Regions from separate parts of the Mus musculus genome. Here regions 1, 2, 3, 4, 5 and 6 are each linked to region 7. Evidence: chromatin loops called from intact Hi-C (ENCODE). Cell type or tissue: heart. All regions are shown on one strand.

Region 1 (4,000 bases), 150 kb before region 7:
GAGCTCGGTACCTCCCGAGGGGGGGGGGGGTCAATTTTGGATTCCCGATTGGCTATGTGAACTGCCAGTCAAAGTTTATCTCCCGAGAAAGTCTCATTAGTCCGCCATTTCTTAACGTTTATTGGCTACCGACTGTCAAAGCCTTGGGTTCGTGTGAACGACAGATGGGGACAAAGAGCGAGGCTTCGTAGCTTATGCGCATGCACTAGAGGCGCCGAGCACAAGACGGAAAAGGAAGGGGGAGGGGGAGCCAGCAGTGGAAGGTAGGGGGTCGGAAGGAGAGGCTCACCCGGCCCTACGGAAGGACTGAAAACCTAGCGGTGGGAGGAGGAGAGAAGAGAACTTGTGCGAGAGGAAGATCGGAGCGAAAAGGGGGGAAAATGTGCACGTAGGCGTGTGCTGAGAATTTATGCACTGCGCCTGTGCAAAATTAAGACTAACAATGTCATTGTATTCTATGTGGTAGAGCTAGCCGTTTGCTACTGAAAAAAAAAAATGTGCCCCGCCATGTTTCTTTTTTTCCACACTTCCTCAAAGCGTCTACCCTGACACCCTATACAGTTTTAGTTTCCTTTCTCAGTGCTGGGTATGTTTGGGAAGTGTAACTGAAATGGACATGATTGTAGAAACAGGCAGGAGGGCAAACGATTTTGACACTTTAAGCTCAGTGATTACCCAGAACTGTGACTAGCACCATTTCCATAGTAACCAGAGAACCCGATAGGCCAAACAGACTAAGGTTCCCATCGCAGAGAGACTCAACAGGTTGGTCGGCGGTGCCTGAACCAGTATGTTGGAGGTCTTCACATCAGACCTACTCTTTATCCCATAGGAGGCCTATCAGGTAATAATAACCTTCGTTATTCCATAATGCCTAGCTCTCCCAGGCGGTTAACCAAGGATTACAAGGTTCAATAGATAGGCACCAGTAGTTAATCCTCAGTAATTAATTCATACTCCTGATGGCAGATTATCTCAATAGGCATTACCTATACCTTGTATGGGGATACAATGATATGGAACTGTGCTGTCTAATAAGCCTCTTACAATGTTGGGAAGGTTCTGTGGCACCATTCAATACAGTAGTAGAGACTAGCTATATTCTACCCAATCCACCCCGTTTGCGTGTGCGTGTGCATCAACATATGGCTACAACTTACTATAGTGGGTATATTTATCCCAATGGTTCCCAAATTCTTTGAGATAAGATAGCACATTATTATGAAAAAAGAAAATGGGGGGGATCAAGATCAGATAATGCCCTTCAGTATGAAGTTTCAGCCCTACTACTGATCTCCTATATCCACTATCCAATTATGACAGCTGTTTACTACGTATGACTGTCACAATCAAACAGAAATGATTAAGCCTTTAACTTCTGTACTCAGGAGGCTGAAAAAGGAGCCTCCTTGCCCAGAAGGCCACCCTGGACTACACAGTGAGTAGCAAGGTATCCAGTACCTAAGACTCTGTCTCAACACAAAACAATAACAACAAAATTACACATACATGTATATGTATACATGATTTAAAAGGTGAATACTTTCTAAACCATGACCCTTTCTGTTTTCAAAAAAGATTTAATGGGGACTGGAGAGATGGCTCAGCAGTAAAGAGTGCTGACTGTTCTTCCAGAGGACTAGGGTACCTACCCCAGCTCCCATTGGTGGCTGGCTGGGACTCCAGTTTCCAGGAGATCTGACGCCCTCTTCTGGCTTCTGATGGTAATACATGCATGTAGTCCACAGACACATGGACTGTTTTAATTATTTTATGTGTGTATTTTGTCTGCATGTATGTAAGTGCATGTAGTGCCTAAGGAGGACAGAAGACAATGGTGGATCCCTAGAACTGGAGTTACAGATAGCCACCATGCAAGTTTGGGAATCCAACCTAGGTCCAGTGCTCTTAACCTCTGAGCTATCCCTGAAGCCCCAGCTGTGACTTTTTGTATGCAATGATTTTCTTGGAAAAAATAGTAACACGGGGCCTGGAAAGATGGCTTAGGAGTTAAGAGCACGTACTGCTTTTGCAGAGGAGCTGCTTACATTCCTAGCAGACACATGGCAGTTCACAACTATTTGTAACTAGTTTCAGGGCATCTAACACCTCTTCTGACCTCTTCAGGCTCCTGCAGGCTTGCGATCCACAACATACATATATTCAGGCATAACCCAGTTGTGGTGTATGTCTTTAATCCCAACACTTGGGAGGCAGAGGTAGACAGTCTCTCAGTTTGAGGCCAGCCTAGTCTCAGAGTGAGTTCCAGAACAGTCAGGACCTACAGAGAAACTCTGCCTTAAAAAACAAACCAACCAGACTAGACCACCAACCAAGGAGTATACCTAAAGGGATCTTTGGCTCCAGATACATATGTAGCAGAGGATGGGAGGCCCTTGATCCCAGGGAGATTTGATATCCCAGAGTATGGGGATGCTGGAGTGGTGTGGCAGGGAGAGTGTGGGTGGGTAGGGGAGGACCCTCATAAAAGGGAGGGGGAAGGCAGATGTGGGATGGTGGGTTGGTGGAGAAGGTAACCAGGAAGTTGGATACCATTTGAGATGTAAACTAATGGAATGATTAATAATAATAAAAGAAAAAACAAACAACCTCAGATACATGCTTAAGTATGCACACACATGCTTCAATAAAATAAACATTAAAAAAAAACTTTAGCAATGGTGAATGCCTCTAATCCTAGTACTTGGGAAGCAGAAGTAGGCAGATCTCTGAGTTCAAGGCCAGCCTGGCCTACAGATGGAGTTCTAGAACAGCCAGGACTATACTGAGAATCCCTATCTCAAAACAGACAAACAAAACTAGCAAAGTTGGGAGGCTGAGGGGGCTGGAGAGATGGCTCAGTGCTTAAGAGCACTGACTGTACTTCCAGAGGTCCTGAGTTCAAATCCCAACAACCCACATGGTGGCTCACAACCATCTGTAATGAGATCTGACACCCTCTTCTGGTAGCTGTCTGAAGACAGCTACAGTGTACTTAGATATAATAATAGATAAATCTTTTAAAAAAACCTGCAAAAAATAGTTGGGAGGCTGAGGAAGGAGGCTCTTCAGTTTGAGGCTAGATTTGGATACATAATGAAACTATTGTTTTGTTTTTTAAAGCTGGGCTTGGTGGCTCCTGTTTTTAATCTCAGCATTCACTCAGGAGTCAGAGGCAGGAGGATCTCTGTGAGTTTGAGGCCAGCCTGGTCTAAATAGTGAATTTCAGGCCAGCCATAGTGAGACTGTCTCAAAACAATAATAAAAGAAGACAAAATATCAGGGCCAATAAGATAACTTAGCAAATAAAGGTACTTGCCACTGCCCTGACAATTGAATTCAATCCCTGAGACCCACATGTTGAAATGTGCTGTGGCATTGCATACCCACAAATATACACATATATATACATACACATACATACACATAAATATATTAGAAAATTCTTTCTTTTTTTTAAATTAGGTATTTTCCTCATTTACATTTCCAATGCTATACCAAAAGTCCCCCATACCCTCCCCCCACTCCCCTCCTCACCCACTCCCACTTTTTGGCCCTGGCGTTCCCCTGTACTGGGACATATAAAGTTTGCAAGTCCAATGGGCCTCTCTTTCCAGTGATGGCCGACTAGGCCATCTTTTGATACATATGCAGCTAGGGTCAAGAGCTCTGGGGTACCGGTTAGTTCATAATGTTGTTCCACCTATAGGGTTGCAGATCCCTTTAGCTCCTTGGGTATTTTCTCTAGCTCCTCCATTGGGGGCCCTGTGATCCATCCAATAGCTGACTGTGAGCATCCACTTATGTGTTTGCTAGGCCCCGGCATAGTCTCTATATCAGGGTCCCATCAGCAAAATCTTGCTAGTGTATGCAATGGTGTCAGCGTTTGGAGGCTGATTATGGGATGGATCCCTGGATATGGCAGTCTCTAGATGGTCCATCCTTTTGTCTCAGCTCCAAACTTTGTCTCTGTAACTCCTTCCAAGGGTGTTTTGTTCCC
Region 2 (4,000 bases), 52 kb after region 7:
GCTTTGCCTGCAAGTATGGATGGGTACCACATGTGTGCCTGGTGCACAAGAAGGTGAGAAGAAGGCAGTGCATCTCCTGGAACTGGAGTTATGGATGGTTATTAACCACTATGTGAGTTTTGGGAATCAAACCCAGGTTCTCTGCAAGAAAAATCAGTGCTCTTAACTGCTGAGCTATATATAGCTCCAGCCCACATCCCTTTATACCTTCCCATGTGTTAAATATGTCCACCTCTAGGAAGTCTTCCCCCAATTTTTTGAAACATATACCGTTTTGTTTTGTTTTGTTTTGTTGAAACAGGGTCCCATTATAGCCTGGGCTGCTTTCCAACATGCTGTGTAGCACAGGGTGGTATTAAACTCCCAAAGCCCTTAGATCCATCTCCCAATGGCTGGGAGCACAGGCATGCATTATCATGTCCAGCTCAGTAACCTAGTGTGTATATGCTACTTTGTTTATATTTGTCACATTTGTTTTGTTTGCTTGTCTTTACTTATAAAGTTAACTCTTGGGCAGTGGTGGTGCACATCTTTAATCCCAGCATTTGGGAGGCAGAGGCTGGTACAGCTCTGAGTTTGAGGCCAGCCTGGATTACAGAGTAAGATCCAGGACAGCCAGGCCTGCATAGAGAAACACTGTCTATATATATATATATATATATATATATATATATATATATATTTTAAAAAGTTAGCTTATTGGCAGCAGGAACTTTCATAACTCTAGGTCTTTTAGTATTTAGCACAGTGCTTGGCATGGAAGTAGTTTGTTGATATCAGTTATATTAAATTAAATTAATTATTATAAGCCCTTGTGCTTTGTTGAAAGACTCCAGTCTTCAGTAATATGAGGTTATTTTTGTAGGAGAGGAGGTTAGGTGATGGGAGGAGGAAAGAGGACCTAAAATTGCCACCTGTTTACCCCTTAATACGGGACATGCAGAGCTGGAGAGATGGCTCAGTGCTTAGGAGCACTGGCTGTCTTGCAGAAGACCCAGCTTCAAGTCCCAGCACCCAAAGTGGTTCACACAACCATCTGTAACTCCAGTTCCAGAGGATCTGACATCCTCTTTTGGCCTCCTAAGGCACTTCATGCACTTGGTGCATGGACACACCCGCAGGCAAAATATGCAGACACATCAAAAATACTTATTTAAAAGTTAAAATGATAATAAATAATTTACAAAATGAAGGGATATATATAAATTAGTTTTAAAAAATGTATGTTTAGCCGGGCGTGGTGACGCACACCTTTAATCCCAGCACTCGGGAGGCAGAGGCAGGTGGATTTCTGAGTTCAAGGCCAACCTGGTCTACAGAGTGAGTTCCAGGACAGCCAGGGCTACACAGAGAAACCCTGTCTTGAACTCCCCCCCCCCAAAATGTATGTTTAAGGACTACAGATATAGCTGATTTTGTAGAGCCTGGATTTGATCCATAGCACTGCACAAAACAGCATTTGGGAGAGACAGGCCGAAGGGTCCGATTTCAAGGTCATTCTCTGCTATAAAGCAAGTTTGAAAGCAGCCTGGGGTTCATGAGACAGTGTCTCAAAACTACATAAGAACCACAAAAATTCCTAGCTGGCCATGGTGACACTGAAACCCAGAGGGCTTGGCAGGAGCACTGCCACAAGTTCAAGGGAAGCCTGGACAGTTAGGATAAATGTAAGACTTTGTCTTAGTATGTACATAACATGTGCAAATACATTTTACACGTATGTAAATATGTTCTTCTGTAGATGTTCTCATGCAGACACATACTTTCATGAGAGGTTGCAAACAAGCTCACAGCATAGCCAAGTGCGGGTTCTGCAGCATATAGACAGAAGTTATGAAGTAAAGATCCTGAAATTTGTTAAGAAATGAATATGCCTGGAATTAGTTGTTATGTAGCAACATGTGGGGCATGAAGATACACCCACTATTCCTGAAAAGTGAGAACATGAAATCTTTATTGTTTACGCAATTCGTGTTTACTGATTCCCGGGCACCACAATGTATTGCTTACACTTGCGTGTAGCTTGAATTGAAACTATCAGTGGCACAAGTAGTAAGCCTGCAGTCTACGTTTTTTCTATTATTGTTGGAACCCCACCTTCCAGAAACCATTCTATTTTCAGGGAAAATCCGGACTTAAGGACCTGGGGTTTCGGCCTATCACCTTAGGATAATAGCTTGTGGGGCAGTGCCCACTGCTTGATTGATGCACGGGGTGAGCCAATTTCTTGGGTTGAGGGACACAGATTGGAGGAGCATGCGTGTGGTGCTTCTCAAACTACTGGGGCAGTGAGTATTGGAGATGCAGGTTCCGGGGCTGCTACCAGTACCACCCGGAAGTCTGAATGACGCTTGCATTATAGAGTACCAGCCCTAGTCTGCATGGCAACTATTCAGAGTGAAGGGCCCGAGGCTCGGGCGGTGTGTGCGTGCGCGCATGCGTGCGCGCGTGCGCGCCGCCGTCGTCTGGGGGTTGGCTGGTTATTTTGCAAGCGGGAGGGGCTGTGCGCGCTCTTGCCTCAGGCCTCTGTCCCCCACCCCCTTCGCCGGTACCGGGCTCTTCTTCGGAAAGATGTCGGACACCGCAGTGGCTGACACTAGGCGCCTTAACTCGAAGCCCCAAGACCTGACCGACGCTTACGGGCCGCCCAGTAACTTCCTGGAGATAGACATCTTTAATCCACAGACGGTGGGCGTGGGCCGCGCGCGCTTCACCACCTATGAGGTTCGCATGCGGGTGAGTCACGGGGTGAGGGAGACAGCTGAGGGAGGACGGAGCAGGAGGGGAGGGGGCATGGGGACGACTAACGGCGGGCCGCCTTGGAGGGGTCATGTGAGGGTTAGGGCTTGGAAGGTTTGGAGAGGAGGCTGCAGACTCAGCTGTGGCCCGAGGGTACAGAAAAGTCCAGAGGGGACTTGGGGCGGGGATGAAGGAAAACAAGTACTTACAAGGAAGAAGTGAGGCATGGCTGGACAGGGTGTGGACGATGGACAAAGATTAGTGAGGAATCCAAGTAGACTAGAACATGATTGACAGGACGGGAGGGGAGGATGGAAGAAGGCTGGGGGATGGAAAGCCAAGGCGATGTATCGCTGGGTTCTATAACTAAACTAGGTTATGGGAAGCCATTCTAAAGGGGGGAGGGCAGGAGGGCTCAGCTTCTTCCTAATAAGATCTCTCTGGGATGATGGAGTTAAGCAAAACCTTTAGTTCAAGGCAAGAGTGAGTGAAGGAAAGGGAGACAGTGGGCTTATGGGAGCAGTAGAAAAGCAATTTGCAGACAGAATGCTTTGCTGACTTGTGTAAGATTGACATCTGCAAGAGAGAACTGTTTTATGCTTAAGTTTCTTAGGTACCACAATGTCATGTCTCACGTGAAACCCGGCCCTGCACCGGGATTGGGGATTGTCAGCTGCTGCTCCCATCCTCTGCTAAGCCTTTAGATGTGAAGTATCCACAATGGTGACTTCAGGTTTTATTGGCGTTCACTTAGGGTTTATGGGAAAGGCAGCATTTGCCTTGTCTTCCCCTAATCTGTAGTTACTTTAATACATGACATTTCAGAAGGGCTCCAGGAATGGCTTCTTCTAGTCTGCACCCCAGGGGACTTTATTCTCTTACTCCACAGTGCTTAGTCCACAGTGCAAGATATAGTACATGGTTCACAGGTATTTTTTTTTTTTTTGCCCAGTTGAAATGGTACAGATTAAAAAAATTTAAGAACCATTTTTTCTTTTTTACTTGTGTTTTCTTCTCAGGTTAGAGATGCAGGATATTCTTTTCGAACAGTATCTCTTTTGAATAGCTTTGAAGATCTATGAGTCATATGAAGTTCTCATTTTTTTAAAAAGATGAATTGAATTAAGAATGTTTGTTCTACCTGTGCCTGACAATCTTATGGAGCAATGGCACCCTCTCAATTGAGAGGGGGCAGAAAGCCATCACAGCATGAAGCACAACTGTTTTTATGGAGGCTAGACTATTTGAAATGTTCTCTTTG
Region 3 (4,000 bases), 55 kb before region 7:
TGCCAAGCTTGGTAGCCCATACCTTTAATCTCGGCACTCAGGAAGCTGAGGCAGGAGGATCTTGGTGAGTTTGAGGCTAGTCTGGTCCACATATTTCCAGGAAACCCTGGGCAATATGGAGATACCCTATCTCAAAAGGGAAGGGGGGGTCTTTTTGAGCTGCGCCTGCGTACGCCTTTAATCCCAGTACTGAGGGGTGGGGGCAGAAGCAGGTGGATCTCTTGAGTTCCAAGCCAGCATGGTCTACAGAGGGTTCTAGGACAGCTAGGGCTACACAGAGAAAGCCTGTCTTGAAAAACCAAAAGAAACATTTTTTGAGACATGGTTTTCTTTATTGCACAGCTCTCAATGTCCTGGAATTCACTTTGTAAACCAGGTTGGCCTCTCACAGAGAGCAGCCTGTCTCAGCCTCCTGAGTGATGGGATTTAAGGTATGTGCCACCACACCAGGCTTGAAAAGTATCTTAACTGAAAGATAAAAAGGGACTTGTCCACATCTTGGCGAGTATGGTTAAAGGGCCTTTACTCATGGACCCCCGTTTTGTGGGAACCAGGGAAGAGTTGGAGCCTATGCAAATAAAAAAGCAGCTTTCTAGGAATCAAAACACCGTAAAGATGGCTCTCTCTCTCTCTCTTTTTTGTTCTTTCTGCTATTTTCATTTCCCTCTGCAATTATGTACCCTCTCCATCAATAATCTCATCAATATCTGCAGTCCTTAACCTGTGGGTCTTGACCCCTTTGTGGGATCAAACAGCCATTTCACAGAGGTTGCCTAAGACCATCAGAAAACGCAGATATTTACATTACAATTCAGTAGCAAAATTACAGCTATGAAATAGTAACAAAAATAAGTCTGTGGTTGAGGGTCACCATAATATGAGGAACTGCATTAAAGAGTTGCAGCTTTTGGAAGGTTGAGAACTGCCTTCTTTAGTTTAGAGTATAAACTGAGAGCTGTTCCAGAATTTATAAACAAACAGAAGAGCCTTCAAGTCTAAGCCTGGGATGGGTTATGACAGAAACAAGGTTGAAGAATCCCTAGGATTGGAGACTGTGGTGGAAAGAGTACCATCTTCCTTAACTCAGTCTTGCAATGCTCAACTCGGTCATTGCCATTCAAGCTATTACTCCTGTGTGTTCTCTATTATCACACTGTGAGGATTCACCAGAACAGTCAGTGGCTTTTGTTTTAAATTTGAGACAGGATCTTTCTTTGTTATCCAAGCTGGTCTTGAGTTTGTGATCTTCCTGCCTCAGCCTCTTGGGTATCCGGGACTGCAGTTGGGCTCTAATTTCTCCAGGTTTAGTTTCACAACACATTGTGGAATGGACTTTTCTGGAACATCTGCTTATCTCTCAGCCTTTTAGTGGGGCTACAGGAATCCTAAGTATAACTCTAGGCCATTTAGGAGGAAAACATCACTTAAGCCTGAGTTCATGGAAAAGCAGACTCTTTTGCTCACTGTAAAGGTTACGGGCAATTTCCTGGGTCTGGCTTAGAGATTTACAGACACTCAAGTCATCATATGAGAGAGTGCATAAGTGGAGAGTTTGAAGAGGGTGTGGCAAACCCAATCCTGTAGTGCTCCAGAAAAAGATACATTCCCAGAGGCACTCTGGAGAAATGGAAATCCTGACAACATAGAAAAGAGCATCTGCGACACTCAAAGCAGTACTTGCCCTCGCTCTTTCTTTTGCTTTCCACATATCCCAAACAGCATCTGTCTTGGCGACCCATTAGGGAACAAAGCTAGGCTGAGTGCTGGAAAGGCAGGAAAGGGGCCTGCTCTATCCTATCTTGGACACCAGGTGGCAGTAGATCCCAACAGTAGTTCTGAAAAAGCCATTTGGAAAATGGACCTTGAGAGCCCTTGAACTATTTTCCTACGCCTTGCTCCCTACATGGAACTGGAGAATAAGAAGCCTTTTCAGGTGTGATGGACAATCATCCTTCAGGGAGCCACTTCCAGCTGAAGCTTCATCTCTCACCCATCTCTGTGTCCAACTGTTGGAACGCTGATCAGGCTCCCTGAAATACAGTCATAGTCCCTGCTCCTTCCAGAAACGTGTTTCTCAGCTGCAGATAAAGAAGGCTTGGAGAACCAGGCAGCATACACGAGCTGCTCTGAGGCCCCTGACACATATACAGCTGAGAACTGCCTGGTTTGGCCTCAGTCAGAAAGGATGTGACTAACCCTTGAGAGACTTGAGGCCCCAGGGAGTGGAGAGGCCTGGAGGGGCGGGCGGGTGGGGGTGGGGGTGGGGGTGCTGGGGAGGGGACGACATTCTCTTAGAGGGGTGGGGGAGATGGGACGAGGAACTGTGGGAGGGCAGACAGGGAGTCCGGTAACAATTGGAGTGTGAAAAAATTAAAAATAAATAAAATTTAAAAGGCAGTTATTTCTCATTCAAAGTCAAAGCAGATTTATTTTTTAAGCAAAAAGAAGGAGGGTGGAGATTGTAGCTCAACAGTTAGGAGCATTGAGTGCTCTTCCAGAAGACCTGGGCTCCATTCCCAACAACCACATGGTCTGTAACTCCAGTTCCACCACACAGGAAAGTGATGTACACATATGGAGACACAAATAAAATAGTAATTAAAAATATTTCTTAAAAAGAACAAAGGTGTTCTTTTAGTTGTGTTTATAGATGCCTTCACCCCCTAGAAGAGTGTTTTTTTTTTCCTTCAAGGAAGTCAGTCAGAGAAACTCACACATGAGAACTAGGTTCTCAAACTAGCTTCTGCTCAGATTCTGCCTTCCCATCTAGTGAAATGCAGAAGGCTCGCATCGTGGGCATGCTGAGAGCGGCACAGTCTAAAATCACTGGGATGTGACTGACCCACTCCACTGCCCCTTCCTGTCAGGCATAACTGCTCCCAGCGCTGTGGTCACATTTCTGACTCCTACAGTTCTATGCCTGGAACCATTTTTTTTTGGGGGGGTGGGCTGTCCCTGAGTCTAATGGACTCTCCACACATTTTTTTTGGGGGGGGAGGGGTTCTTTCTTGTTTTGATTTTTGTTTGTTCTAAGACATGTAGCCCAGACTGGGCTTGAACTCAGGATTCTCCAGTCTTTACTTCCTGAGCTCTGGGATTACAGGTATGTGTCACAACACCTAGGTGGACCCTCCCTCCCTGTTCTTAGTGACTGTGACACGAATGCCCTGTGTCTTGTTCTTGTACTTTATGATTTCATGAGTGAATCTGCTCGACAAAATCATGCATGAGCAAGGGCAAGGACCAGGTCTTTTTTTTTTTTTTTTTAATATGAAAACAGTTGGGCCCTGGTATCCTCAGAATCAGCAGAACAAAGTGTTATATTTGCATAGTGCTTACACTTTACCAAGCACATCCACATACATTCTCATTTAAGTCTCATGACAGCCCTGTGAGGTAGGTCTTATCTTCTCTAGTTTACAGATGAGCAAACAGACAGGTTAAGCAACTTGTCCAGGGTTAGACAACTGGGAGGAGGCAGAGGTGGAACTGAAGGCAGGTTTTCTAACCCCCTTTCTAGTTCTTCCAACTGTCTGTCTACATTCTTGTCTGGAAACTCCTTCCTAGAGTCTGAAACCATGAGGGCTCATCCAGAGAGCCCCCATTTCCAAAGAGTGCTTCAGTGAAATCCTATTTTGATTTAAAATGATCGATGTGCATATGAAGGGGAAGATATGGGGTAAAGCAGGCAAGAATGTGCATTTATAACTAGTCAGCCTGGACAAGTAGTCAATGGATCATCAAATTATCTAATTTGGGGATGGGGGTAGCATCTTATCTCACTGTGTAACCCATGCTGACCTTGAACTCAAGACTTTCCTGCCTCAGCCTCCCAAGTACTAGGTTTAGAAGCATGAGCCACCATGTGCTGGTTGTGCCGATAATTTTGTTTATTTTTTTTTAAACTTTTTTTTTTAAAGATTTATTTATTTATTATATGTAAGTACACTGTAGTTGTCTTCAGACACACCAGAAGAGGGAGTCAGATCTCATTACGGAT
Region 4 (4,000 bases), 370 kb before region 7:
AGAAACCGGCTGAAAGCCAAAGAGTTACTTTTAAAGCAAGCAGCTGATAAACAAGATGACTTAGCAGTCAAGGGCTAAAGCATTTCATAATGGGTTCGCCAAACATTTTAAACAAAAAACCCAAACGTTGTTCCTCTTCTGGAGAGGACTCAGGAGCCCAAATTAGCTAAATCCCACCCACGCTGCCTTACATTTTCTGCTGTGTTCATGGCTCTCACAGAAGTACTAAGACATTAAAAACAACCCTATTCAATAACCAGGCAACAATCTACAATTGGAAAAGCTTTTAAATGCTGCAATAATATAAAACACGGGATAAAATATAATAAATAACAAAAAATGCTTTTGTTCTGAAGGACTTGATTTAGTTAACATAATAAAAGCCAAAATCCAGGTGCTCGCCTAAGGCTCGGCTGTAAACATTTATCTCCACAATAATTCATTATTAGGAATTCAAGGATAACACTCTAGAGATTAGAATGGGAAACCACAGACCTGGTACTTAATTTTAACCAAGGTCATGGGGACAAGCTCAAATTTGAGCCAGGCTTTCCCATACCAGAGCAATTTCTGCACAGCTAACCACAAAAACAAAGACCAAAAATATTTGTGTCCAAATCTGAGGTTGGAGCTAGAAGATCAACTAGAAAATTACATGTTAGACAAGAACGTAGCACTTTCTAGCTCCTAAATTTAGCACATTACCTATCACTTTCCAAAGTCACATATCTGCTCTTTTAATACTGGAAATGACCATTTCTTCAAATAAAGTTAACAGTCAGAAAAGAGCAAGTTCTTACAAAAACCTACGACAGAATCTTACATTTTTGAAAATCATGATGGGGAAACAGAAAGGTGGAAATCTTGATCCCATTCCCATCTATTAAGGATGAGATACTATTTTAGAGTCATCTATTTATCTCACAATATTCAAAATCGTCAACTAAAACCTAGACACTGAGAAACAATAACCTCTCGGGAACCTTAGAGCTGCAGCCTGGTTCCCCATCCCCTCCCGCCCCAAACAGCCTCAATCTGGAAAGGCAGTTGAAGGACACTCCTACAATTTGGTTGTTTTCTTATTTTCTGTAGCAAAGGCTTGGAGATGCATCGTTGAAAAGAGGCAACCGCTTTGCACTTGTGCAGCTACACTCCAGTTGCTTTACAAACTCTTCAAGCAAGGATGGAAACTTAAAAAAGAAATAATAATGCACACCCTATGGATAAAGAGATACTGGGCTAAAGAATGGGGATGAAAACCCAGAGGCCATGGCGGAGGAATACATAGAGAAAGTAACACAAAGAAAGAGAATTAGGAGGGCGGGCAGGGTGGTCGCCGCCAAGCAACACACCGAGGTGGTTTCTTCCCTGAGGATAAGAAACGACTGTCGGGCTGGCACGTTCGCAGAGGAAGGGTGTGGTTGCAACAAGCAGGGAGGGCTGACCAGGGTAGGAAACTCCGTACTGGGGCAGCGGGTGCAATTGGGTGATGGCTAAGAGAACCCCTGGAAATTTCCAACCTAAATCGGGGCCGCTCAACCCAAGAACACAAGGCGCTGCCCCGGCGGGGTGCGGGCTCAAGTAGCTCTTCTTGGTGCTACTTGGAAGCACACCGAGGAGCCTTCGCTAGTCATGCCTGATGCAAAGTGAGGCTAGGATTACACCGAAATAGCATCCCCGCCCTAGCCTGGCAAAGGAGGACCAAATGTGGCTAAGGGAAAGGGGCTTTGGGGAGGAGGTGGAAGCGCACGGGAGGGAGCGACGGGCTGAAATTGAGGGAGAAAACAGTTGCGACGGGAGACAGAAATTGCAGAGATTCCAATGCAGCCCATTCCAAGACACACTAAGCGCGCACGTGTGCTATAGATTCGTCCCGAGAGAGAAGGCTACAACACTGATGGGATAAAGCAACAACGAAAAAGCCCCCAAAGCAAGCAAAATGCAAGCAAGCAACTAGAGAATGTTTACGAACGGACGGCAGCACCAAACCCGATCAGATAGCAGTAGAACTCGAGAGCTCAGTAATGCCACTGATGTAATGGGGATGGTCAGAGGGAAGTAATGAAAGATACAAGACGGCGCCAGACCCCAAAGGGACGTCTGCCAGAGTAGAATGGGACACTAGTACCTGTACTGTCGGCCACGTTGCCCACGGAAGACGCCATCTGGAGCTTCTTGAGATAGAACAAGGGGTAATTGACTTCTACTGCCGCCACTACTGACAAGAATGGTTCTAGAAGTAGCAGAAAAAAGGCAGCAGCCGTATCAGTGTTTTGAAGGGCTCAGGGGGCGGCACAGAATACTGAACTCGAATCTTAGGAACTCTTGGTAGACATCTACCTCTCACTGTCTTGAAATGGCGGCGAGGGCTCCTCGACCGAAACAACACAAGCCGGAACTACTTTCTGTTATAATCAAGTACCCCGCGGAGGTAGCGCGTAACAAGACTACCGACCAAGTGACTGTAATCAAAGTCATTTGCTCTTACGTAACCTTCCGCCCAAGGTCCATTGCGACAAACATGACTGTAGAGAGCGCATGCGACAACCCTGTCTAGGCAACTCCGGGTTAAGGGCTCCCTATGGGGCAAGAGCCAGCAAGTTTTTAAGAGCAAGGCGGAAGGGCAAAAAACGCCCGTCGATTACTTTTTTTTTTTTTTTTTTTTTTTTTTTTTTTGGCAAGCGCTAAAGTACGAGTCTACTACCTGGTCAGTGATGTCGATGTTAGAATGTCAGAGCGTCTAGAAAAGTTTAATTAACTCCATTCAACAGAAAAGGGTAGTTTACACGACCAACGTGTTAGTTCTAAGCAAGTAAACGCGAATATTTGCGTTTCAGAGACGGGGCTGTTCAAAACAATGGGGGAGCCGGTTCGATTTGAATGCTTTTTGATTCAGACTCCACCCATGAATTTAAGTACTTTGATGAGAAAAACGGACAGTCTCCCTGAGCTGAGTGAACCCAAATGTGTTCGATTTGAACCATATAACCCTAAAATTCAAAATCGTTTGTGAGATTCGGGATGGTAACAGGGTAAATGCTAGGAGTTTGCATGTCAAAAGCAACCACAGAAATGTTAAAGAGGATGCCTTTTTCCTCAAAATTCCTGATCCTGAATTGTGACCTTGTTTCGTCAGAATCATTAAGGACTGCAAATGCCTTGGAGCTTAAGGCAATTCAACAAAGCAAACTGTGTTCCTTTGCCTTCTTCCTAAACCACACAACTACAATGAATTTCCAATTGCCTTCCTTTGACAAAACAGCTCTTTGGATCCTCTTACGGTTTCAAGCCCAGTGTTTGGACATTTTTGTCACATTGTTATTAATTTATATTTCCTGCCTTGTTCCTTGACAGTTTTAAGACACGTCACTAAGTGATTATTACAAGCCACTGGGGACTACAGTTAGCTCTCTTAGAGTCTTTCCGTTTCAAAACTCTTTGATCTAGGAAAAATTAGTGAGCTTGTGTAAAAATGTTTGCTGTCTAGCTCCTTGGTGAAATAAAAAACAAATCCTCAAAGGCTGTTTCAGTTTCTTGAGATTGCCAAACAACCTATGAACTTTGGATTATGAGTGCAGAAAAAGTTGATAATATTGTTCATTTCTTCTGCCCCACAGAACCACAACATGTAGTAAAAAAGAAAGCTTGCCATTCAAACTCTCCTGGATATTGATTGGCCTTATCTTTTCATTTGATACACCTGGCAAGCCCCAAACCCACCAAGTGATCCACCTTTGTTGAAAGAACTCAGCTTTTCCTCATTAAGAAAGGCAACTCAGATTCTACTAGCAGATGTTTAGGCCTTCTTGATTAGTGCGTGATAGTTAATTAAGTAAAAAGTCGTTAAATGTCAGGTCATGCTCCCAGTCGGACAGCTATTTGACTCATAGAAAACTGATCTGGGGTTCCCTCATCTGAAAGGAGTCTCACGCTGCTATGAAAAAATTGGATTGTGAGGCTCATGTAGCTCAGGAAGGAAAACTCCTTCAAGGAATTGGTC
Region 5 (4,000 bases), 140 kb after region 7:
TTTTAAAGATTTATTTATTTATTATATGAAAGTACACTGTAGTTGTCTTCAGATACACCAGAAGAGAGCATCAGATCTCATTACGGGTGGTTGTGAGCCACCATGTGGTTGCTGGGATTTGAACTTTGGACCTTTGGAAGAGCAGTCGGGTGCTCTTACCCACTGAGCCATCTCACCAGCCCCCTTATCTTCTCTTTTATATCTTGAGTTCATTTGCTCTTTCTGCCTTAGAACTCATTTCTTTTTTTTTTTCCATTTTTTATTAGGTATTTAGCTCATTTGCATTTCCAATGCTATACCAAAAGTCCCCCATACCCCCCCCCCACTCCCCTACCCACCCACTCCCCCTTTTTGGCCCTGGCGTTCCCCTGTACTGGGGCATATAAAGTTTGCAAGTCCAATGGGCCTCTCTTTGCAGTGATGGCCGACTAGGCCATCTTTTGATACATATGCAGCTAGAGACAAGAGCTCCGGGGTACTGCTTAGTTCTAGTCTCTCTTATTTTCGATTCTTTCCTGGACCTCATTACCCTGTGCTTTAGTTGTTCAGACCCTGACTTCTTCTGCATCTTCTCTCCTTTTCTTTGTCTACTTTGAACTTGCGTTGAGATGGCAGGCTATAATGTTCATGGCTCATAAGCATGTGCTTCCGCTTTGCTGTCAATTGTCATTGCGAATCGTCCTCACTGGCTTCTAGTAAAAGCTATTGCTCATTTGCACGTGACTTTATGAATTTATGCTTATGTATTTTGATCTTTTGAGACAGGATTTTCTTATGCAGCCCAGGCTTGCCTCGGTCTGCTGAGTGCCAGAATTAGAGGCTCCTGCCATTGCATCTTTTTTTGAAAAAGAAAAGAAAAGAAAACAAAAAACAAAAAAAAACGGTTAGAAGGGTGGAGGCTAGGATCCCAGTAGGTTTTCCATTTTCGTGGCTTCTAGCTCCCTCTTCTGTTGCTTTTGTGTAATTCCCCAAAATGTGACTTCCTTTCTCAGAGACCTGGATCTAGCTCTCCTGTCCCATGGTCCTTTTTGCTTTTTACTGTATTGCTGAATCTGGATTCTGTTTCTGGCAGTGTCTTTTGCTTCTGGCTGATTAGTGTGGAGAGCTTGTGGGGCCCACACTGCTGCGGACACGGAGTTTTGGGGGACACTTAGGTCTCACCCCTCCGTACCAGCCACTTTGCTTTGTCACCTGCTCATTGCTTCCTTTCACACAGGGCTCATTTCACAACTGCTTTACAGCTGTTGGTAGTCTGCACCCGTCCACATATTTGGATTTAAGAATCTTCTTGCCTAGCTTTGTGACACTTATTGTCCATGGGCTTGGGGGTTTTCTCTAGCAGACTTAAGGTTTTGGTTCTTACATGTTTCAGATAGGGTTCTCTTTATGGAACCCAGGCTAGCCTCAAACTCCTGATGCTTCTGTCTCTGTCTCTGGAGTGCTGCGGTTACAGGTGTGCACCACTGTGCCTAACTTGTTTTCTGTTTTTATTAAGCTACTCAGGAGTGAGAATATTTTTTTAAAATTATGCCACCACCACAACCTGTCCAGAACCTTCCTATCAATTAATTTTAATTGAACTATTATAAGTTTTGCACACATTTAAAGCCATGTGTAGTAGCTCATGCTTATAATCCTAGCAGTTGTGAGTTAGAGGCAGGAGGATCAGAAGTTTGTTATCTTCAGTTACACCGTGAGTTTAAGGCGATCCTAGGCTACATGATATCAAAAAACAAAACAAAACAAAAAACCAAAAAAAAAAAAAAACTAAAAACAAAACTTCTCCCCCAAACCAAACCCCTGCACATTATAGCACATAATTGCAATCTCAACACTTAGTAGTGGGAAGCTGGAGGGTCAGAAGTTAAAGGTCATTCTCAGCTACATAGCAAGTTCTAGGCCAGTCTGGGCTGCATAGCAAGAACCCATCTTAAAAAAAAAATAAAGTAGAACCGGACCTGGTGGGACTTTAATTCCAGTAGTCAGGAGGCAGAGGCAGGTGGATCTTTGTGAGTTCAAATCTATTCTCGTTCAGTAGCAAGTTCCAGCCTCTTGCTCCCCCGACAAAAAAGTAGGAGCTGGAAACCAGGCTCATTTCTGAAGAGATGGCTGTGTAACCCATTTCTATGTAACTCAGTTCTAGGGAACCAGACGGCCCTCTCCTGGTCATTGTGAGTACTGCAAGTACGTAGCACACCCTCATACATGCAGGCAAAATATCACTGAAAAAGAAGAAATTTCACTTTATATTTTAGACACGTCTGTATAGTTTTTATTTTCTGATGTTTCAGGAATTATTCTTGCAACCAGTCTCCCTCTTGCTCTCACGTTCATTTCATCTTCATTTTGTTATTTGAGAATTTCATACATGTCTACCGTCTGTTGTGACCAAATCCACCCTCCAGTTCTCCCAGCTCCTCTCTACCAGGTCCTGAGCCCATATACCGTTCATATGATCTGAAACCATATCCTTGAAAAAAACTTGATTCTCCCTACCCCAGCAGCCATCAGCTACCAATAGCTCCTCAGCTAGGGGTGAGGCCTTATAAATCCCCTGTCTAGCCATGCTGGAATTTTGATTGGCTTGCTGTCATAGCCACAGTGAGTTGCATGTATGCAACCAGCCTGCTATGTCCAGAAAACACTATTTCATGGCATGTCTCTAACTCTTACAGTCTTTCTGACCTGCCTTCTGTTTTGTATGTTTGTTTGTTTTTCAAGACAAGGTTTCTTGGAACAGTACTGGTCGTCCCCTGAACTGGCTCTGTAGACCAGGCTGGCCTTGAACCCATTGAGATCCTCCTGCCTCTGCCTCCTGAGTGCTAGGAATGAAGGCGTGTGCAGCCACCACCTTGCTCCGGCTTCTGCTTTGATCCCTGAACTTTGGTGGTGGTGGTATAGGTGTGATGGCACTGTCTCTCATTAGGACTGAGCACTTTGCAGCCTCTAGTTCTCTGCAGCATGACCAATTGTGGACCTGTCTTAAGCACCATCTACTGCAAAAACTAATCTGGAGGAAAGGGAGATATTGTTTGTCTGCTTTGGGTTTTTTTGGGGGGGTGGGGGTTGGGTTTTTTTGTTGTTGTTGTTGTTCGTTTTTCGAGACAGTGTTTCTCTGTGTAGCCATGGCTGTCTTGGAACTCAGTCTGTAGACCAGGCTGGCATCAAACTTGGAGACATCCACCTGTCTCTGCCTCTCAGGTGCTGGGATTAAAGGCTTCTTTCTGCTTGTTTGCTTCTTTTTAACCGAAGCTTTGGATTGCCTTTTGTAGATGAATCATCAATGTTTTCTGGAGATGTGTGTGTGTGTGTGTGTGTGTGTGTGTGCGTGCTCTTTTTTTGCTGCTCTAAGAGCTCAGTCTTAGGCCTTGTATATGTTTCTCATGTTCTCCTCAGCATATCCATTGGTTGATATGTATTTCACTCCTTTTTCTTCATCTGTTTTTGAGAGGGGGTTTCACTGGACTGTGGGCTGGCCAGAAACTCACTATGTAGCCAAGGCAGTCTTCTTCCCTCCGTCTCCTGAGGGCTGTGCTTGTGAGCCTGAACCGCCCGCCATTCCTGACTCCAATGTATTTAATTCTTAGGCTGCATTCTTTCTGGTTGCTTTCCAAGCCCGCCTCACAGCTGTCACCATGAAATTTTGTTTTTCTCACTGGAAATATGAGTTAAGTCTGCATTTTTTAATTCCCTGGATATTTTCCTTTCTGGTATTTACCCTGGTTTTGTAAGAGTACATCTTTAAGTTACATACTCGGAAAGAATAGATGTTCCTTGTATCTTTAAGTTTTAGAAAATAATCTTTCATACTCAACTTGATTTATAATTTGGTTGGATTTTAAATTCGAGGTTCAAGTTGTAGTACTGTCACCAAGAAATTTTCAGTTCCCATTTTAAATTAGTTTTTATTAATAAGTTTTGTTCTTTGATAATTTCCCATATATATATGTATATATATATATTGCATTCTAGTCACTTGTTCCCGCCTTCTTCCCATCTC
Region 6 (4,000 bases), 140 kb before region 7:
AGTGCAATGATCCCAGAACTTAACCGAAGGCCATGGAGGGAGACGGGGGTGTAGCCTTGCAGAACCTGCTTTGGGGGGGGGGGTCACCAGGCAGTAACCGTTACTGCATAGGCGTTGTCACTAAGCCAGAACCATTTAACTGGCAAGGGTAAGCTTAAGACACCCCATAACTACGACTCTTAGACAGGTTGGAAGTGGGGGCTGAGGTTGCAGACAAGGGGAGGAGGGGCACTTGAGGGTTGGGTCTTTGCCTCCCCCATTCTCCGCTGTCACTACCCCAACAGTCGCCCGGGGGGCCGGGCCCCGGAGAGGTGGGGATGGGGGAGGGTAATCTTGGCAGGCGTCTGCTGCATGGCGTAGGTAGGGAGTGCTGAGGGGGGACGCTGGGGGGAACACGAGTGGGAAGCGGAGAGCCACGGGGAGGGGGAGGGGACCGGGAACCATTTGAATGAGAGGAGGGGATCACGGGTAGAGTGGGCTCTGGAGATAGGGCGGGCACGGGTGTGACGGGGCCAGGCTCTTGAGCCAGGTAAGGAAAGCAGGTGCGTAGATGTGGGGTTTTTCTTCCTTTTTTTGTGTATTTAGTGTACTAGGCCCTTCGGTGGAGAGGGGGCGCCGCCTTCCCCGGGGGCGGGCTCCAAAGCTCCAGAGGCTATCTTTTCCTCAACTAACGGGGCCCCGGGCGGGGGCTCACGCTCCATCCCCAGTGACGGCACTCCACTCCGCAATTTCCAGGCGGCCACTGGGCTGGGAGTCTCGCGCCGGGGGCCGGCGCTGTCTCGCGAGCCCCCTCCTCCAGCCAGCCAATGGGATTGGTCGCTGGCACCGCCCGCCTGCCTGGTGCAGAGCGCTCAGCGCTGCAAGCGGCGCTGCCATTTAAAGGGGCCGCGACCCCTGTCCCGGCTGCTAGGGAGGGAGGTGGAGAAGGAGCGCGGGGCCGTTGCTGTCTGCAGTTCTAGGCTTGTAGCGGTTACTCTAACCCTGCCTCAGGTAGGGGTCGGGTCTGTTCAAGCCGAACCGAACCTGCAGGCGGGATCTCGCAGTAGCCGGGAGGGGGGTTTGAGCAGGAATCGTAGCTCCAAAATGTCTTCCTGTAAATGCCTGAGGTGGGGGGTGGGCAACAGGAGAAGGGAAGGACTAGGGGTGCAGTAGGAAAGGGGGGACGGGGCTGAGGAAGTGGTCCACCCTGAAAGGTAACCGAGTGGGGGGGAGACGGTTAGGAAGAGCAGTTTGTGGGGGCGGGGAAGGGCTGAGAGAGGACGGGCTCCGCGGGGAGGGGCGCTGGGGCTGGAGAGGATGGGGAGAGACTGGAGACCTGGGGGGCTTTTGGGGGGGAGTGAGAAGGGACCAGGGGCTGAGGTCGCCGGAGCGGGAAAGGTTTCTGGCTGCGGCAGGCACGGGAAAATGTGAGGGGGCGTTGAGTCTGAGGTGGGGGGTGTGTGAGAGGTAGGGAGGAAGGAGCTACGAGTCTCCGTGGGGGGTGTCGGGCGGGTTAGAGACCAACTGCCTGGCGAGTGTGGGCACGGGGCCAGGGCAGGGAACGCCACTCCCCACAGAGGGCGCTGTATTGGGGGGGGAGTGGACATTGAGCCTGAAGCCTGTGGAAATGCCTATCGGCTGTGGGGGGCGGCTGCTAATGAGAAATCCAAGTGGATGACGGACGGGGTGTGTCCCACAGCCGACATAAGAAATTCAGGCTAAGACCACCTCTACTGCCCCCTCTTCCGATCTGCAGCCCATACCCAGCCATGGACCCCAGTGATTTCCCCAGTCCATTTGACCCATTGACCCTGCCAGAGAAGCCCCTGGCTGGAGACCTTCCAGTAGACATGGAATTTGGAGAGGATCTGCTGGAATCTCAGACTGCCCCAAGTCGAGGATGGGCTCCCCCAGGTCCGTCTCCATCCTCTGGAGCCCTGGACCTGCTTGATACCCCTTCTGGCCTGGAGAAGGACCCTGGAGGAGTTCTGGATGGAGCCACTGAGCTACTGGGGCTGGGGGGGCTACTCTATAAAGCCCCTTCTCCCCCAGAGGTGGACCATGGTCCTGAGGGAACCCTTGCATGGGATTCGGGGGAGCAGACCCTAGAGCCTGGACCAGGGTGTCAAACCCCTGAGGTGATGCCACCTGATCCAGGGGCTGGGGCTAGTCCCCCTTCACCTGAGGGGCTACTAGAACCTTTGGCTCCAGATTCTCCAATAATCCTGGAGTCTCCTCATATTGAAGAGGAGATACCCCCCTTAGCTACAAGGAGAAGGGGCTCCCCTGGGCAGGAGGAGGAGCATACCCAAGGGCAGCCACAGAGCCCCAATGCACCCCCTAGCCCTTCAGTGGGAGAGACTCTGGGGGATGGCATCAACAGTTCTCAGAGCAAACCTGGGGTATGTACCCCTACTGCACATCCTTCGTTGCCAGGTAGGTCACCTAACCGTTTGGAGGGGCCTGGGGAAAGAAAGGGTGGTGGTCAGGAGGGCTGGCTCTGTGCTTTGAGAAGTGGAGGAGGAGGGGACAGGAGGCTGGGAAGATTAGAGCAGGGCTCTGTGTGCTGAAGGAGGAGTGGGGTGTGGTGAAGATTGTGGAAAACAGGGGTGGGAGGCATGGAGGGGCTGCGCAGGATAAATGGGGTAGTGTGAGGGAATGGATTGGATGGCAGAGGTTCCCTTTCTCATAGCCCCAATGGGTTTCCAGTACCAGGGTCCTTCCTTCAGGGTTTGAAGGAAAATAGCAGGCTTCTAGGCTCTATGATTTTTCCAGCTGTTTGATTCTAAATAGGAGTGGAGTTTCTGGGATTGATGGATGGTAACTCCTCTCTGAAGCCCCCTAACAGCATACCGATTTCAGGGTAATGGTAGAGAGGCAGGATCTAGGATTGCATCTCTGATAGGGGAGGGGCGATCTAGACTTGAAGCTCTAGTTTCTCCCTGAATCTACCTAGTGCTATATCTCCTCTAGCCTGTGATAAGGGTCTTCAGATAGGTAAACTGATATATCTTATATCTCACCAAAGTCCAGAGGGACCTACCCATACATTGATGGGCTTTCCCCTTCTTGCTCCTTTTAAGTGGTTACATTTGTTTTTGTTGGTAAAATATAAATTCTTCATGCACAGTGGGACAGAAATGATTGGAGGGGTAAGAGAATACGTTTTATCTCATGGAGAATAGCTGCACACATACCCTCCCCATTTTCACCATAGTACCAAGTCTGAGGTAACCCTGAAAGGGTTAGAAGCCACAGGCACTCAAGTTTTCCCATTCAGTTTGGAGTAAATTGTTCCCCAGGAATGGAGGTGGGGGCCGGCCCTGGACGGCCCTGGACAGGCTCAAGACTTAGGCTACCTTCTTGCTTCCTTTGCAGGAGATGGCCTGACTGGGAAGGAGATTGAGAAGCCGCCTGAGAGGGTGAGGGGGGAGGGGATTGGAAAGAGTCTAGTTCCCCCTATAGCTCTAAGAAGGAGAGAACCCTCATTTTCCTCCCAGATGTTGGGGGGGTGCTGTCAGAGTCAGAGAAGGGAGGAACTCCCGTGTTTACTGATTCTTAGAATGAAGTCCAGCTCCCCATTTTCACCTTCTCTTTAGGGCTGGGCCAAGGGTCCCAAGTCTCTCACCTCACCTTCCATCTCCTGTCCCCACCCCAAACCTCGAACTCCAGTTAGCCTGCCACTAGTGTCAGCTTTCCCCCCCAACCCCCCGCCCCTCTTTCCAAGGTACAGAAGAGAAGCGAGCGCGTTAGAAGAGCAGAACCTCCAAAGCCTGAGGTTGTGGACTCCACTGAGAGCAGTAAGTAGGATTGGAGGAAGCGGGACCTGGGAATTCCAGGTGCACAGAAGAGCTTGAAGGTGGGATTAGGACAGGGCATGGGTCTTCTGGCCCCTGTAGTTCCTCTCTGCAGAAAGAGAAGTGCCTGTCTCTGCTGTGGGTTGGCATGGGAACCAAATGGTAGTGGGGGAAAATTGAAAAGAAGAACAGTAAGAATAGTAAGTTTCAACTATACTGTCCCT
Region 7 (4,000 bases):
CTTCTCCAGGGCGTATTTTCTCAAAACACTCAAGCACCCAAGTCAGGAACTCATGTCTGTCCAGCATTCCATCCTATGGATAGCAGGGAACTATTAGAGGTAAGGCAGATAAAGTAAATGGAAGAATGAAGAGAGCTATACCAGGGGCAAGGTAAAAGGCAAATTCCATTCTATTCCAACAGGACAGGATAAGGTGCAACTCAATGCCATGTACAACATGCCCTTGCTCCTACCTGAAACATGAACAAGGCGAGCTTCTCATTGTAATCCCACTGCCTGATGGCCATCTCTACATCATGGGGCAAAGGCCCTATAGTAGAACCACAGCCTCCACTTCCTGCAGGCCCTGGCCGATAGTACTCAGCCATCTTCTGTAGCTGCTCCCACAAGTACTTTGTGATGATTTGAGTCCATTCTAAAGAAAATACGGAAAGGGAACTATATGATACTATTCTTAAGCTTAGAATACTCTATCCCCTGCCTCCACCCACAATCACCAGAGTTCCAAGCTCTATTCATCCTCTTAGCCTGTAGACAAATGCCACCTCCTTAAAGCAATCATTACATCCACTGAAGTCTCAAAGAACCTTCTGTCTACTCTTTTGATGTTTACCACTTTCTATATTTAATTATGCTACATATGCCTTAGCATCTCCACTAAGATCTAAAGAGCAGAAATTATATGCTGGTCATCTTTACAGCCCAGTACCTGAACACAGCAGATACTCAAATTACTCCATGCTTACCAATTTCGTGCACATAAGATTCATGCAGAAGCAAGGAATAGACTAGGAAGATTTATTCTAAGGCTCCATCACTCCTTGAAGCCATCAGTGGTATACCAGGTGTACAGAGTTACTTACCAGTGAAGGGGTCAGCAGTATTTTTCTTCTTAACCTTAGTCTCAGACATTGCTGCATAGTAGGCACAAGTCATCTTAATGAGCCAGGCAGCCCGCATCACAGGCACCGTGTATTTGGCCAAATACCCAAATACTTCTTCCTTTTTACTGAAAATGGGGACCTGGATGGGCATCACAAACAGCAATGTCTCTAATTACTCCAGGGAGCTGACACCACATAGCTACATCTTAGAATATAGGTAGACACATTCCCCACCTTGACCTTAAGAACAGGAAAAGAGTACTTCACCTTTTTGGCTAGGTGTGTGAGTGGTTTGGTGCCAGCCAGGTCAGTGAACCAGGTGTTAATAGCACTCTGAGATCTTGCAGTCACCAGCCAGAAGTTGTCCTTCTGGTTCATTAGGGACTTCCTGCGACCAGTGTCAGAGAGAGTATTACACCTTAACTTCTCTGCGATGATGCTGCTGAAGTTGGAACTGATCTAAAGGGGGAAAAGTAGACCTCAGGGTAGGAAGACTGTGAAAATGCCAATGTGCTAGCACTGAGTTATAAACTCTGCCACCTAGGTTGTCCCTTTCAGTTTGCCCAACCCGGAGCTTTTGCTCCTCAGATTCTTCCAGCCTTTTCCTTCAGCCTGGCAGGGTTGTCTCACCTTGGCAGGATTGAAGTTGACGTTCTTGGCACTGCCATGTTCGTCCCCAGAGACAGCAGGCTGGTTATTGAAACCTTGTTTTACATTCAAAGCCGTCAGTTCATCCTGAGGCAGAAAAACAGCATTTTTAGCTCACCCTCATTCACCTTATAGAAGAGGTTGTAAGAGAGGGCAGAGGAAAAGGTAACAAGGGAGCCAGGGAGGAGGAGGAGGAGGAGGAGGAGGAGGATTCTGACTAGAAGAGGTTGTTATTTAAAGCCCAGCCCTTATGTTCATTTGGACCCCACCCTCACCCCCACAGTCAATGAGACTCCCACATCCCCCAGAGCGACCTCAACATCACTCTTCCCTTACCGGCACCTCACCAAGCTGGCCCTAACAACTTTCTGAGGTTTGTGTGTGAGCGCCCGAGTGAGTGTGGAGGGGGGCACCTCTGGCATGGCTCCTGAACCCACGAGCTCCTCAACCGGAACTGCTGGCAGACCCTACTCTCCAGCAGGGCACCAGTCCACTCTACTCTTCCCCCTGTTGGGACTTTTTCTCTCACCTAACCTCATCCCCCCTTGCCCTCAACTGTCAGTGTCTCTTCCCTCACGAAACACCTGCCCGGACCCCGCGGGAACCGGGAATTGTGAACGCACCTCCTTCTGTTTGGGATCTTGAGGGTACACATCGGGAGGCCCCAGCCGCAGCCGCTTCAGGGGTCGGTGTTCATAGCTCAAGATCCCGAAAGCCGCCATCTTGCCCAGCCCGTACCGCCTGAGGCGCCTGCAGGGCCAGGCGAGGTGGGGAGGGAAGGGGCGGAGGGCCGAGGACGGGAGGGAGCACGGGGACAGCGAGCCGGGCGGCGGTAGAGAGGACCGAGGCCGAGAGAAGGGGGGTGGCGGAGGCGGGGCACGTTAGAAACTCTCGATTACTGCCGGAAACTGCCGAGGGACGCTGGGTACCGTCGGACAATACTGACTGCAGAGTGGGTGGGGCCTCGCCGGCGCGGGGCGGAGCCCCACAGCCCGGGAGCTTTGGGCCCTAGGAGGGAAAGTCAATTTCACACACTAGAAATCCACCGGCGTGGCCGGGGCTGGAGGCGCAGACCTGGAATAGGGAAGGCAGCCGCGGCGCTGAGCTCTCTCGCTGGAACTGGCTTCCCGTGGCCTCGCTCAGTTCTTGGCCTAAAATAAGTGCTCGGGAATTTTTAGTTTAGTTAATAACTGCGTCTTTTACTGATCACTTCGTTTCTTGGTTCTCACATCTGGATAATGGGCATGCTAAACTTCCTTCAAAGGACAGTTGTAAAGATTAGAAACTACTATTGTTTTAAGAAAGCACCTCTGATCTGATACAAAAGATCCGGTCTAGCCAGGCGCAGGCCTTTAACCCCTGCAGAGGCAGAGACAGACGGATCTCTGTGAAGTGCTTGCCTTACACAAAAAGAAAGCAACTGTAAAACTGAAGTGCTTATAATCTCTCCAGGTGGTTACAGGCCCTCTGCACCACAACCCCCTAACCCTTTGTTGTTGTTGTTAACCCTTAACCTGGCGGTGCACACCTTTAGTCCCAGCAGAAGAAAGCAGATCTCTGTGAATTCAAGGCCAGCCTGGTTTACACAATGACTTCCAGAACAGCCAAGTCCATGTATGAACTGTGTAACCCTGTCTCAACAACAACAACAACAAAACCAAAGAAACAAACAAAAAGTAGCCAGATTGATGGCAAACACCTTTAGTCCTAGCAACTAGAGAGGCAGGAGCAGGAGTATCTGAGTTCAAGGCCAGCCTGGTCTACACACTGAGCTCCAGAACAGCCAGAATTACATAGCGCCCTTGTCTCAAAAGAAAAAAAACCACAGGGTTTGGGGATTTACCTCAATGGTAGAGCACTTGCCTAGCAAATACAAGACCCTGGGTACCCGTCCTCAGCTCTGGAAGGAAAAAAACAAACCAAAAAAAAAAAAAAATGCCAACGTGTCATCAGAGTCAGATGTGGTGGGGCAAGCAGGTCATCCAGAGCAACAGTGACTGACACATACCCTGTCTCAAAAAGAAATCCATTGACACTTACATTATGTGTGTCACACACCTGTAATTCCCACAGCTCGGGAGATTGGCAAAAGGATAACAAGTTACTTCCAGCCCAAATTACATAGACACACACACACACATACACACACCTCTTTTCTGAGACAAGGTCATCTCATCATGTAATCGCAGGTGGCCTAAAACTTTCCATATAGCCCACGCTGGCCTAGAACTCACAGAAAGCTCAGTGAGCCATCTGCCTCCTAAAGCTTCCAGGCCGGATCAAAAGGAAAAGGGAGGAGGAGCAGGAGGAGGAAGAAACAGGAATCTTCACAGAATAGTAGTTATACAAATTGTCAGATATTTTCTATCATGAAGCTTTGTATATCTGAACTCCAACTTATGAACCTTCACAATAGGGCCAGGCAGAAGGCAGAAGATGCTTGCTTGCCATTGTACCTGATTACCAGG

What was found. Hi-C counts contacts between places; a loop is a spot of excess contacts. Peaks named below come from ENCODE experiments on the same cell type or tissue, not always from the same donor. Only the 100,000 strongest peaks of a DNase experiment are listed, where the experiment ranks them.
Region 1: a loop joins it to region 7, with 2.1 times the contacts of the local background. A loop is called at or near these places in 2 of 42 quality-filtered maps.
Region 2: it touches region 7 in a loop (3-fold over the local background); 6 of 42 quality-filtered maps call a loop at or near these places.
Region 3: a loop joins it to region 7, with 2.8 times the contacts of the local background. A loop is called at or near these places in 4 of 42 quality-filtered maps.
Region 4: a loop joins it to region 7, with 5 times the contacts of the local background. A loop is called at or near these places in 2 of 42 quality-filtered maps.
Region 5: it touches region 7 in a loop (4-fold over the local background); 16 of 42 quality-filtered maps call a loop at or near these places.
Region 6: a loop joins it to region 7, with 1.9 times the contacts of the local background. A loop is called at or near these places in 2 of 42 quality-filtered maps.

What each region holds. Positions count from the first base shown.
Region 1 is chrX:101,425,667-101,429,666 of GRCm38, reverse strand. Nono (non-POU-domain-containing, octamer binding protein) reads right to left here and starts at 16. Exons shown (of 12, transcript NM_023144.2): 1 at 1-16. In heart, CTCF peaks have their summits at 316 and 1,710 (motif pointing left); a DNase peak (open chromatin) is centred at 96; H3K4me3 peaks cover 1,020 bases; H3K27ac peaks cover 1,190 bases.
Region 2 is chrX:101,220,998-101,224,997 of GRCm38, reverse strand. Snx12 (sorting nexin 12) reads left to right here and starts at 2,435. Exons shown (of 5, transcript NM_018875.2): 1 at 2,435-2,736. The coding sequence starts at 2,572. In heart, no CTCF peak of the experiment used is centred here; a DNase peak (open chromatin) is centred at 2,367; H3K4me3 peaks cover 1,952 bases; H3K27ac peaks cover 1,641 bases.
Region 3 is chrX:101,327,671-101,331,670 of GRCm38, reverse strand. No RefSeq gene overlaps it. Among named protein-coding and RNA genes, the nearest start is that of Gm31385, 8.4 kb to the left of the region's middle. In heart, a CTCF peak has its summit at 1,799 (motif pointing right); no DNase peak of the experiment used is centred here; H3K27ac peaks cover 542 bases.
Region 4 is chrX:101,638,451-101,642,450 of GRCm38, reverse strand. It overlaps Ogt (O-linked N-acetylglucosamine (GlcNAc) transferase (UDP-N-acetylglucosamine:polypeptide-N-acetylglucosaminyl transferase)), which reads right to left and starts at 2,400. Exons shown (of 22, transcript NM_139144.4): 1 at 2,129-2,400. The coding sequence starts at 2,165. In heart, no CTCF peak of the experiment used is centred here; DNase peaks (open chromatin) are centred at 1,440 and 2,470; H3K4me3 peaks cover 3,505 bases; H3K27ac peaks cover 2,971 bases; H3K27me3 peaks cover 1,266 bases.
Region 5 is chrX:101,129,353-101,133,352 of GRCm38, reverse strand. It overlaps a transcript of Snx12 not described here. Among named protein-coding and RNA genes, the nearest start is that of Gm24061, 10 kb to the left of the region's middle. In heart, CTCF peaks have their summits at 955 (motif pointing left) and 2,168 (motif pointing left); no DNase peak of the experiment used is centred here.
Region 6 is chrX:101,416,688-101,420,687 of GRCm38, reverse strand. It overlaps Zmym3 (zinc finger, MYM-type 3), which reads left to right and starts at 466. Exons shown (of 25, transcript NM_019831.3): 1 at 466-542; 2 at 1,736-2,415; 3 at 3,358-3,401; 4 at 3,707-3,779. The coding sequence starts at 1,749. In heart, a CTCF peak has its summit at 1,576; DNase peaks (open chromatin) are centred at 797 and 1,607; H3K4me3 peaks cover 2,518 bases; H3K27ac peaks cover 2,203 bases.
Region 7 is chrX:101,272,515-101,276,514 of GRCm38, reverse strand. Med12 (mediator complex subunit 12) reads right to left here and starts at 2,424. Exons shown (of 45, transcript NM_021521.2): 1 at 2,156-2,424; 2 at 1,515-1,619; 3 at 1,152-1,343; 4 at 864-1,023; 5 at 234-415; 6 at 1-73. The coding sequence starts at 2,254. In heart, no CTCF peak of the experiment used is centred here; a DNase peak (open chromatin) is centred at 2,394; H3K4me3 peaks cover 1,876 bases; H3K27ac peaks cover 1,896 bases.